Linked DNA regions of Homo sapiens: region 2 is linked to region 1. The links are chromatin loops, found by intact Hi-C in ENCODE. Cell type or tissue: psoas muscle. All regions are shown on one strand. Links, peaks and the distances in the headings refer to the core of each region. The heading gives the core; the rest is flanking DNA. Region 1 overlaps LOC107984389 (a long non-coding RNA gene). Region 2 overlaps LINC02763 (long intergenic non-protein coding RNA 2763).

The links. Peaks named below come from ENCODE experiments on the same cell type or tissue, not always from the same donor. Only the 100,000 strongest peaks of a DNase experiment are listed, where the experiment ranks them.
Region 2: a loop joins it to region 1, with 2.2 times the contacts of the local background. A loop is called at or near these places in 1 of 110 quality-filtered maps.

What each region holds. Positions count from the first base shown.
Region 1 is chr11:112,465,888-112,470,281 of GRCh38, forward strand. It overlaps LOC107984389 (a long non-coding RNA gene), which reads left to right. Exons shown (of 3, transcript XR_001748387.1): 1 at 1-400. Among named protein-coding and RNA genes, the nearest start is that of LINC02763, 14 kb to the right of the region's middle. In psoas muscle, for the core only: no CTCF peak of the experiment used is centred there; a DNase peak (open chromatin) is centred at 1,954; H3K27ac peaks cover 393 bases.
Region 2 is chr11:112,535,171-112,539,564 of GRCh38, forward strand. The region is part of intron 2 of LINC02763 (long intergenic non-protein coding RNA 2763); the gene reads left to right. LINC02764 (long intergenic non-protein coding RNA 2764) reads right to left here. Exons shown (of 4, transcript NR_104155.1): 4 at 1-682. Among named protein-coding and RNA genes, the nearest start is that of LINC02764, 18 kb to the right of the region's middle. In psoas muscle, for the core only: no CTCF peak of the experiment used is centred there; no DNase peak of the experiment used is centred there.

The sequences.
Region 1 (4,394 bases), core at 172-4,171:
GCAAGGCAACTGACCTGGAGTGGGGGACAGCGAGGGATGCTTCTGGCTTCCCACTGCTCACTGGGAACCAGGTGGCAGCTCTTTGCTTTCTCCTTGTAGGGAGATGCTGGGCTTTGTGTTTACCCCAAAGACAAACACATTCCTCACAGTACTACCAATGCCTTGACTCAAGGGTCACACGGAATATGTCCAGTTGGGGGATGGATGTGTCCCACTCCTCTTGGAAGTCCTCGGTTGTGTCCTGGAGCAGGGCTGCCTGCAGTTTCTTCTAGCTAAGGAGTAGTGGATAACTGCATGAACAGATGAATGAATGGGTGAGAGTGTATGGAGGCCACAGAAGTCACTGTGAGCCTTGGAGGACACTGTCATTGTGACCAACCCCTGGCCTGCTTCTCAAAGGGTAAGTGTATTTGGGTCTCTGTCAGGGTCTGTAGGCTGTCTTGGGCAGTAATCCTCTTTGCCCTGACATCTGCTTTCTCTGGAGCAGTGGGGTTAGCCTCTCTCCATTTTGGGATGTGTGGGCAGGCAGTTAGTGCCTGGAAAAACGGAAGGGTAGGTTTTGTCTCATTCACACACCAAGGAAAGCTGAGAGAAGTGGGGGTGCAGGGGAGCTATTGTTTGTGTCTACCGTCTTTGCCTCAGGCTTTGGGATCCTTACGACAAACGTTGACATCACCAAGGTTAATTCCCTGATTGTATTAGTCCATTTTCACGCTGTTGATAAAGACATATCTGAGTCTGGGTAACTTACAAAGAAAAAGCAGTTTAATGGACTCACAGTTCCATGGGGCTGGGGAGGCCTCACATCATGGCGGAAGGTGAAACACACATCTTACATCACAGCGGCAAAGAGAGAATGAGAGCCAAGCAAAAGGGGTTTCCCCTTATAAAACGATCAGCTCTCGTGAGAGTTATTCACTGCCATGAGAACAGTATGGGGGAAACAACCCCCACGATTCAACTATCTCCCACCGAGTTCCTCCCACAACACATGGGAATTATGGGAGCTTCAATTCAAGATGAGATTTGGGTGGGGACATAGCCAAACCATATCACTGATGCACAGGCTCACATAACCCCAGAAAACACTGGCGAGGTGGGGGTTATGTGGTACAGAATTGCTTTCTATAGCCAGGTCCTCAGGGAGCCTGGGTCTCCCTTCTGCTTCTCCCAGAAGTAGAGGCAGCTGGAGCAGACCTCACCTGATACCTTCCTGCCTGCCACCCAGACCTACACAGAAGGCCCTGGAGCAGCCTCGGCAGCAGGCTGCTGTTTCCACTGGCTAAAGAATAGTCCCAGTCAGAGGACTCCTGGGCTGATGATGGGTGGATGCCTCCTCTTCTGTCTTTTTCTGTCCTCCAGGAACTCATATTTCCTGGTGCAGAAGGGGAAATTAAGCAAACCACTATCATAGATTTACTTTGATTGCACAGAAGTATCTCATCTGCATATATTAGAGTCATATAGGCAATAGCCAAGTACATTAAAAGCATGTTTTCTCAAAATAGAAATCTTCTGGTTTCAGAGAAAAGTTTGACATTGGTGTCTCTTGGCCCATAGATACCTGATAATCACAATGAGCAGATGGAACCTTTCTCATCTGACCTCAGAGGGGCCCAGAGAGGTGCTACTACTGTTTCCCGTAGTCTCCATAACTGCCTGCCACAAGGCTTGACATTCCCACGATATCCATTCATTTAGATTTAAGGAACTGAAGCTCCTTTTAAAAATGTAAATGTTGTCTGGGAAGGGTAACATATTAAACCATAATTTGCATTAGCTTGAATTAATTTATCAGGTTAGCATTAGTCTCCAATGAGTGCTCAGAAGAAGTGGAAATTGGTTTTGATTGGGGCTGAGGAGGGGAGCTGAGGGACACAGCAGGGAAGGCAGGGCAGGTAAAGCCCTCACAGGGAAGGGAGGCCTGAGCCCACACACCAGCTGTCTGGCTGGGGATGCAGAGCTATGAGCCAGGGCACTGGAGCCAACCTTGTATGCAGTTGCTTTTTCTAGGGACCAGCCTATCAATCATACACATGCCACCAATGCTTTACTTGGTAGTGTCATGATTGCCACATCTGTTTCATCTCCTCTGCCAAAGCCAAGCCTTAGCTTCCTTTGCACCAGTTCTTCTGACTGTTCTCTGCACATGCACGGCGATATCCTTAAGCCAAGGACTAAGTCATCTGATGAAATTGCAGAGCGGCTGGTTTGTTTTGTTGAATACTATTAAAATGAAGAGTGCAACCCAAGTATCCATGGCTTCTATCAGATAGGGGAACAAATGGGGCATCTTTTTTTTACTAGCTCATACTTCTACCTGCTAATGCAGGGCCTCTAGACCATTTCAAAGTCTCGGCCAGTGCGGGCGGGACTGAGACAGAATACGTGGAGCTGCTCTTGTTTATTCAGGGGCAATTCCTCATGAGGGGCCCCCTTTTGCCTGGGGGCTTGGGGATAACTCAGTCCTTGTGACCTTTACCTATTCTCTGTGGTGGGCAGAGCTGGTTCCTGGGGAAGAGGTGAGTGCACAAAGGGCTGAGGAGCTTCTTGGGAAAAGAGACCTAGACCAACCCCTTCTCTTTTGAAGTTCAATGGTATTAGAACTTCTCTGACAGGTTGCAATGGCCTTGAATTGAGGTTCCCGGACATGAGAGAAAGGAGGTCCTGAGGGGACTCACCATAAGGGCAGAAGAAGTGAGGGCCTGTGCTCAACCCTGAGGCCTAGGCACATCCTTAATTCCATTAACCTCACCCTACCTTTACACATGTGGCAAAAAGTCAATGCTGGTTAAGCCCAAGTCTGCTCCTTCACCCCTGCCCTTGAGTGGTGCACAGTGGCTGGGGAAAAACCCAAAATAAGATCCAGATCCTACTGTGGCTCATGTGATGTGATGTGATTTGTATTCTGCCTATGTCTCTGGCCTCATTTCATAATGTGTCCCTGGACTCACTTTGCTCCGGCCACCCTGGCCCTAAACCATGCACACATGGTTCCCACCTCAGGGTCTTTGCACATTTGCACATTCCCACCTCAGCGTCTTTGCTCTTTCCATGTGAAATGTTTCCTCCTCAGATTTTGCATACCTCATTCCTCACTCCATTCAAGTTTCTGTGCCTTCCTTTCTCAGAGAGCCTCCCCTAGCCTCTCTGTAACCCTGATCCCCACCCCATCACTCTCTATCCCTTGCCCTTCATTGACATTTCTGTACCTATGTTTATCTGTTTATTTTCTGTTACTCCTATATCTATGAATGTAAACTCCAAGTGCCTAAAAGAATGCCTAGCATGTTAGTAGATGCTCAACAAATACTGTTTGAATGAATAATAAATGCAAGAAAGTGAAAAATTCCAAAATTCTGACTATAATCACAAAATGGCAGTATAAAGTGTTCTGAGATAAAGTGGATAGCGGGATGCCATTTCATGACATTGACCACAAGGTAAAAAAAATAGATGGTAGGAAGCCCAATAGGTAACAATGATTACAGAGGCGCCACCATAGGAATGAGAAGGAAAGGGAATGGAAGTTGAGCTAAGGAGCAGTGTCAGATACTGTAGATGTCTCTCCCTTAAACTGGACTTCTGCAACAGCTCTTATCAATTCCCCTGCTATTCTTTCCCAGGCGACTTCTAATACCCTCATGGAGAAGTGCTCTTGCAGGTTGCCACTCAGAGTTACCAGGCATTCCCAGATAAACTGAAGCCAGAAGCAGGCTCAGCATTGGCTCAAGCTCGAAGCTCCCACTGTGGAACAATCTTAGGACCCTGTAGGAAAAAGCCGTTCCATCCTGTGGTGGTCATGGAAGAATATAAGGGGAAGGGGCCTTTAAAAGTTACAGCAAGGGTATTCTGACCTCTTGAAGGACATTGGCACTTTTGTTTTCATTTTAAGTGAGTGCATTTGGCTTTTTCCCTCTACGTCCTTTTAGAGTCCCAGGCTAAGCAGAGAACAGAAAGGCAACTCATAACCCCGGGACAGAGCACTGGATACGTTGTGGAAAAAGCTCCTCTATACAGTGACAAACAATAGGATGTTGCACGATGCTTTCTTCCAACTAATAGGTTCTGAGCAGATCAGGCCCAGGGTGGGAGATAATCTGAGGCAACTACAGATTCTTGGGGAAAGACCTGGGTGAAATGTGAATTCTTCTTGGCTTCAATAGCCTATAATAAAAATAATGACAACAATCATAGAACCAGAGGTCATAAGCTTTGTCAAAACAGGCTTGTTGGTCTTTTTCAAAAATTTTTTTTTACCATTATAACAAGCAGTAGTGCTCAATAAATATTTGTTGAATAGACAAATGAAAAAAATTTATAATACTGACTTGACAGATATAGAGTAGGTGTGTAAGGAAAATGTGAGACATTCTTACTTTCTGCGCAGATGA
Region 2 (4,394 bases), core at 315-4,314, 69 kb after region 1:
GCCCCCACCCCCATTCTTTTCTACCACTTGCAGTATGAGTTCTAAAAATAGCAATAATTAGACAAGTCTGCACATCATTCCAGGTCTTTCTTGTCTTTGTTTAAATTCTGTTGGTTTTATCTCCTATAATTTCTGACTGATCTGGAGGAGCCTGAGCAGTGTGCAGTGATACCATGTGCAGACTATGATTAAGTGTGGGTATGTGTGTGTGCATGTGTTCACATATGTATGTGTGCTTATATGTGTACATGCATGTATGTTGCATTGTGCACATGTGCAATGTGTGCATGTATGTATGTGTGTATGTGTATCCCTATGTATGTGTATCCCTATGTGTGTGGATGTGTATCTATATATATATATCTGTGTGTAGTGGGCATGTGTGTGTGTGGTGCATTTACATGTGTGTAGTGGGTTTTGCGATCAGGAGGAGGCAGAAAGGAGTGTGGACCCATTATCTGTTGTTATGCATTAGTTGTCCCTCTGAGGATCCTTGACACACAGGGATCCTCTCCTGGATGTTGGTACCCAGTCAGGTATTTTCCGTTTGCTCCTCCAGATTCTCTCTCCAGCCCTCTCAGCTCTGCTCTCTTTCCTGGGGCTGACTTGATGGATCACAGCAATGGTTCCTTGAATTCTAGATTTCTGTCGAGGTTGGCCAAGGAGGAGTGCAGGTGGTCAACTGGAGGAAAAGGGACATGTAGGGTCAGGGCATTTATTCCCCTGGCCTCTTTCCCGCAGACTTGCCTTGGGCTGGTGGTCTTCCTTGATCACTGCGCCTCTCAAGGAAGCCCTCTCTGCAAGCTTATTTCTTTTGGGTTCTGGTCACTGCCCCTTCCTTTATTCCTCTGGATTAATGCATTCTCCCTTTCCCCCCGTGCCCTGCCTACATTTCTGTAAACAGTCTTTCATTAAAGCCTCCTCAAGTAGTCCTAATTTGAGTGTGCTATGTGTTTTCTGTTAGAATCCCGACTGATACAAAATTCTCTTGGTCACTGCCGTTGGCTAGTTAGATTGTAACCCATATGGTGGTCTCCATTTGTCTCTGTCCTTCAATATCTGCGTCTGGCCCCTACCTCTGTGGAGGAAAAGGTTGGGCAATAAGCTTTACTGTTTCTTCAGCTGAGCTATTTGGTACAGGCTGCTGCTTCTCTGACCAGTGGAGCTGCCATTCTGCTGGGAAGGAGGGCATCCTCTCTCTCCTGCCTGTTGCAAGTATTTCCTCACCTATTTTTCCCAAAGGGTATATCTACTGGATCAGTAAGACGGATTAAGAAGATTTTTACTCAGGAATCAAGTGTTATTACCCTGGTCAATTGTCTACCTCCCTCATTTCCACACTTAGAGCAAAGCCTTGCTGCCAAGCTCTCTGGGATCTTCCACACCGACACTGCTGGGCCTTCGGTGGATTTCCAGCCTTGACCACAATGTTACTCCTTTCCTCCCTATTTTCTTTTAATCCTTTCTTCCTCTGATGTACTGCTTCCAGTTATTTTTCTCCCTAGACATTACCTGTTCCTAAAGAAAGAGCAAAGCCCATGTTCATTTAGTGCTTCCTTTTCTTTGGGTAGGTTTCAGTCTTGGTATTGTAGGGGAGGAAAAGCTTTTTCTATACACTCTTATGTCCTGTACCTGGGGATGGGCAAATTAAACTGACAAAAGACAGATCAGCAAGAGAAAAGAAAGAGCTTATTTATGCACACAAAATGTGTACACATGGACACAGTGTACTCAGTGATGTGTAACTCAAAGGGATGGTTAGAATTTGGAGCTTATATACCTAATTTAGGAGAAAAGGTAGGGAGAGCAAAGGCTTCTATGGGAAGGACAAATAGGTTTCTTTAGGAAAGACAAATGGGTTTTTAGGAGAACAAATAAGAGGTAAAGTTTAAGATAATGTTTATGCAGGTGTGGTGGTCTCTCTGTCTTCTTTATGGCCATACAACTCCCCCGGAGAGGAGATTTATGGTAGATTTATTCTTGGTTTCTCTCCTGGGAATAGACTTGCCCCAAAGAGGGAATTTATGGCAGTTCTCATTTCTCAGAAGTATCTCTGTTGAGTCAGATAAGGGAAGCTCTGAGAAGTCATCTTTCTCTATCTGTTGAATCTCAAATATCTTCAGCTTAAAATAATGTTGATGCCAAGTCTGGGATTCTAAGTGAGTCCACACAGTGTACACTGCAGGTTAGTAGCTTTTCCCTTTGGTCTGCTGTCTACTGGCTCTGTATGGGAAGGATGGACCCTGGCCTCAGTAGCTACTGGTTCCACAGGTAGATGGGGAAGGAAGGGTGAATTCTGGGCCCACGAATGGGAGTAACGTGGTTGTGGTGGCAGTGTTGGGAGAAGAAGGTCCATTTTGAATAATGGCTTGTTCTTCCCTGCTAATGTCTTCTAAGTTAAACACGTCTCCCTACAATAGGGATTAACTTCCTTCCACAACCTTCACTTGGGAAATTATATTCTTCTTAGCAACTTAATTTCATCTTTATTTCTTGTGAAAATTTTCTTCCTCCTGTTTTGCATTACATGGCAAAGCTCCTTTTTATTTCATGATAATTAAGGGTATTGTTTCTAAACCCCTTCTTCCAAATTCTAGGGTGGAGAAATCCATTTTACTCCACTATAAGGGCTAGAGGGCAGAGGGCCTCTGAAGTGAGAACACTTTTGTGATGGTCAATTTTATGTGTCAACTTGACTAAGCTCAGTTGTATAGTCAAACACCAGTCTAGATATTGCTGTGAGGGAAGTTTTCAGATGTGAGTAACATTTAAATCAGCAGACTTTGAATAAAGCAGATTATCTTCCACAATGTGGGTGGGTGTCATCTCATCAGCTGACAGGCCTTAAGAGCAAAGACTGAGGCTTCTGGAAGAGGAAGCAATTTGGTCTTAAGATTGCAACACAGAAACCCTTCCTGAGGTTCCAACCTGCTGCTGCCTGGAGGAATTCAGCCTCAGGCTGCAACATCAGCTTTTATCTATGTCTTCAGGCTGCTAACAAGTCCTACAACTTTGGACTTTATAGCCACCTGAATTGTGTGAGTCAATTCCTTAAAATAAATCTCTCTCTATATCTATACCCTATTGGTCTGTTTCTCTGTAGAACACTGACTAATACCATCTTACTCTCCATTGCCTTCCTCAAAAGAACTCACAGGGTGTGTGTTTCTGCCAAGTCACCTGTCCTAGGAACAGAGAGCTTTGTTTAAGTCTCAGGAGCCCGGGAGAAGAGAAGGGGATAAAGTGGGCAGGTATGTGTGGATGAATTCATAACTAAACTTCACACTCCTAAAGATGTAACGATGGTTACCCAAGTAATTTGGAATACCTGGAGGGCAGAGCCACACCCTCTGTATCCTGTCTTGACTTTCAGGAGCCCTCAAATCAGAGTGAATGTTGGTAGGGGAGAAAGTGGGTGAAAGCAGCAAAGATTGGTGAAGCGTCTGGAGCTGGCTGGAGGCTCCGAGGGGATGCACAGCAGAACGCTCAGGGCCTTTCCCTACTGGGAGGAGTGTGACAGAGAGGAGCCCTGCAACTGTTGCCGACCACAATTGGAAGTGATGAGCAATCTGGTAAAGAGCATTGGAGAGGGAGCTAGTAGTCTGGGTTCCTCACCCAGTCCTCACATGACATTTGGATCTTTTCTGTCTCTCTCTCTGCAGGGGCTTACACAGCTCTGCACACCCAGCAGACACTGACAACTGCTACCCAGCTCCAGCTACTTAGAACATGGGAATAGAAACTCTTGATTCGTGCTTTCTTGCATTATCACAGACCAAAGGAACTCAATGCAATTTTTTTAAAAAACCATCTGATTTAGCAAATTCCAAGTGACAGTCATCAGCTAGCCCTTCTCAGTTGGGATAAGGCCTTACTAGGTTCTGGTCAGAGAGCAAATGAGACCCAGAGGAGAGAGAAGGTTTACAGTATGGCAGTTTGCCCACATCTGCAGCCTGGAAGGAGTTAGGAAAATTCAGCAGGCTGGGAAGACGTTGAGACTATCGATTTGTGCAGAGAGTTAGCAAAATGCTGTGCATACTTTATTATTAATGATGACTTTTTCACAAGTTCATGCCTCATTCTGGTGCATCCTCTTCTGTCCTGCTTTCTTCTGCACTCAGTGTGGAAGTCAATGGGGGTGTGGTTCCAAAGGAATGAAAGAGAGGATCAAATTAGCTTGAGACACAGCTGTTTGGTTGGCTGAGGCTAAGCCGGAACTAAAAAAAGGATGCTTTCCTTGGTCTAATCCCAACAAATCCACACTAACATTTTGTTACCAGTGGAGGGTGTCCAGGTTCTTGGCATCTTGAACAAAGAATTGGGCAAAACACACAAAGCAAGGAAAGAATGAAGCAACAAAAGCAGAGATTTATTGAAAATGAAAGTATGCTCCT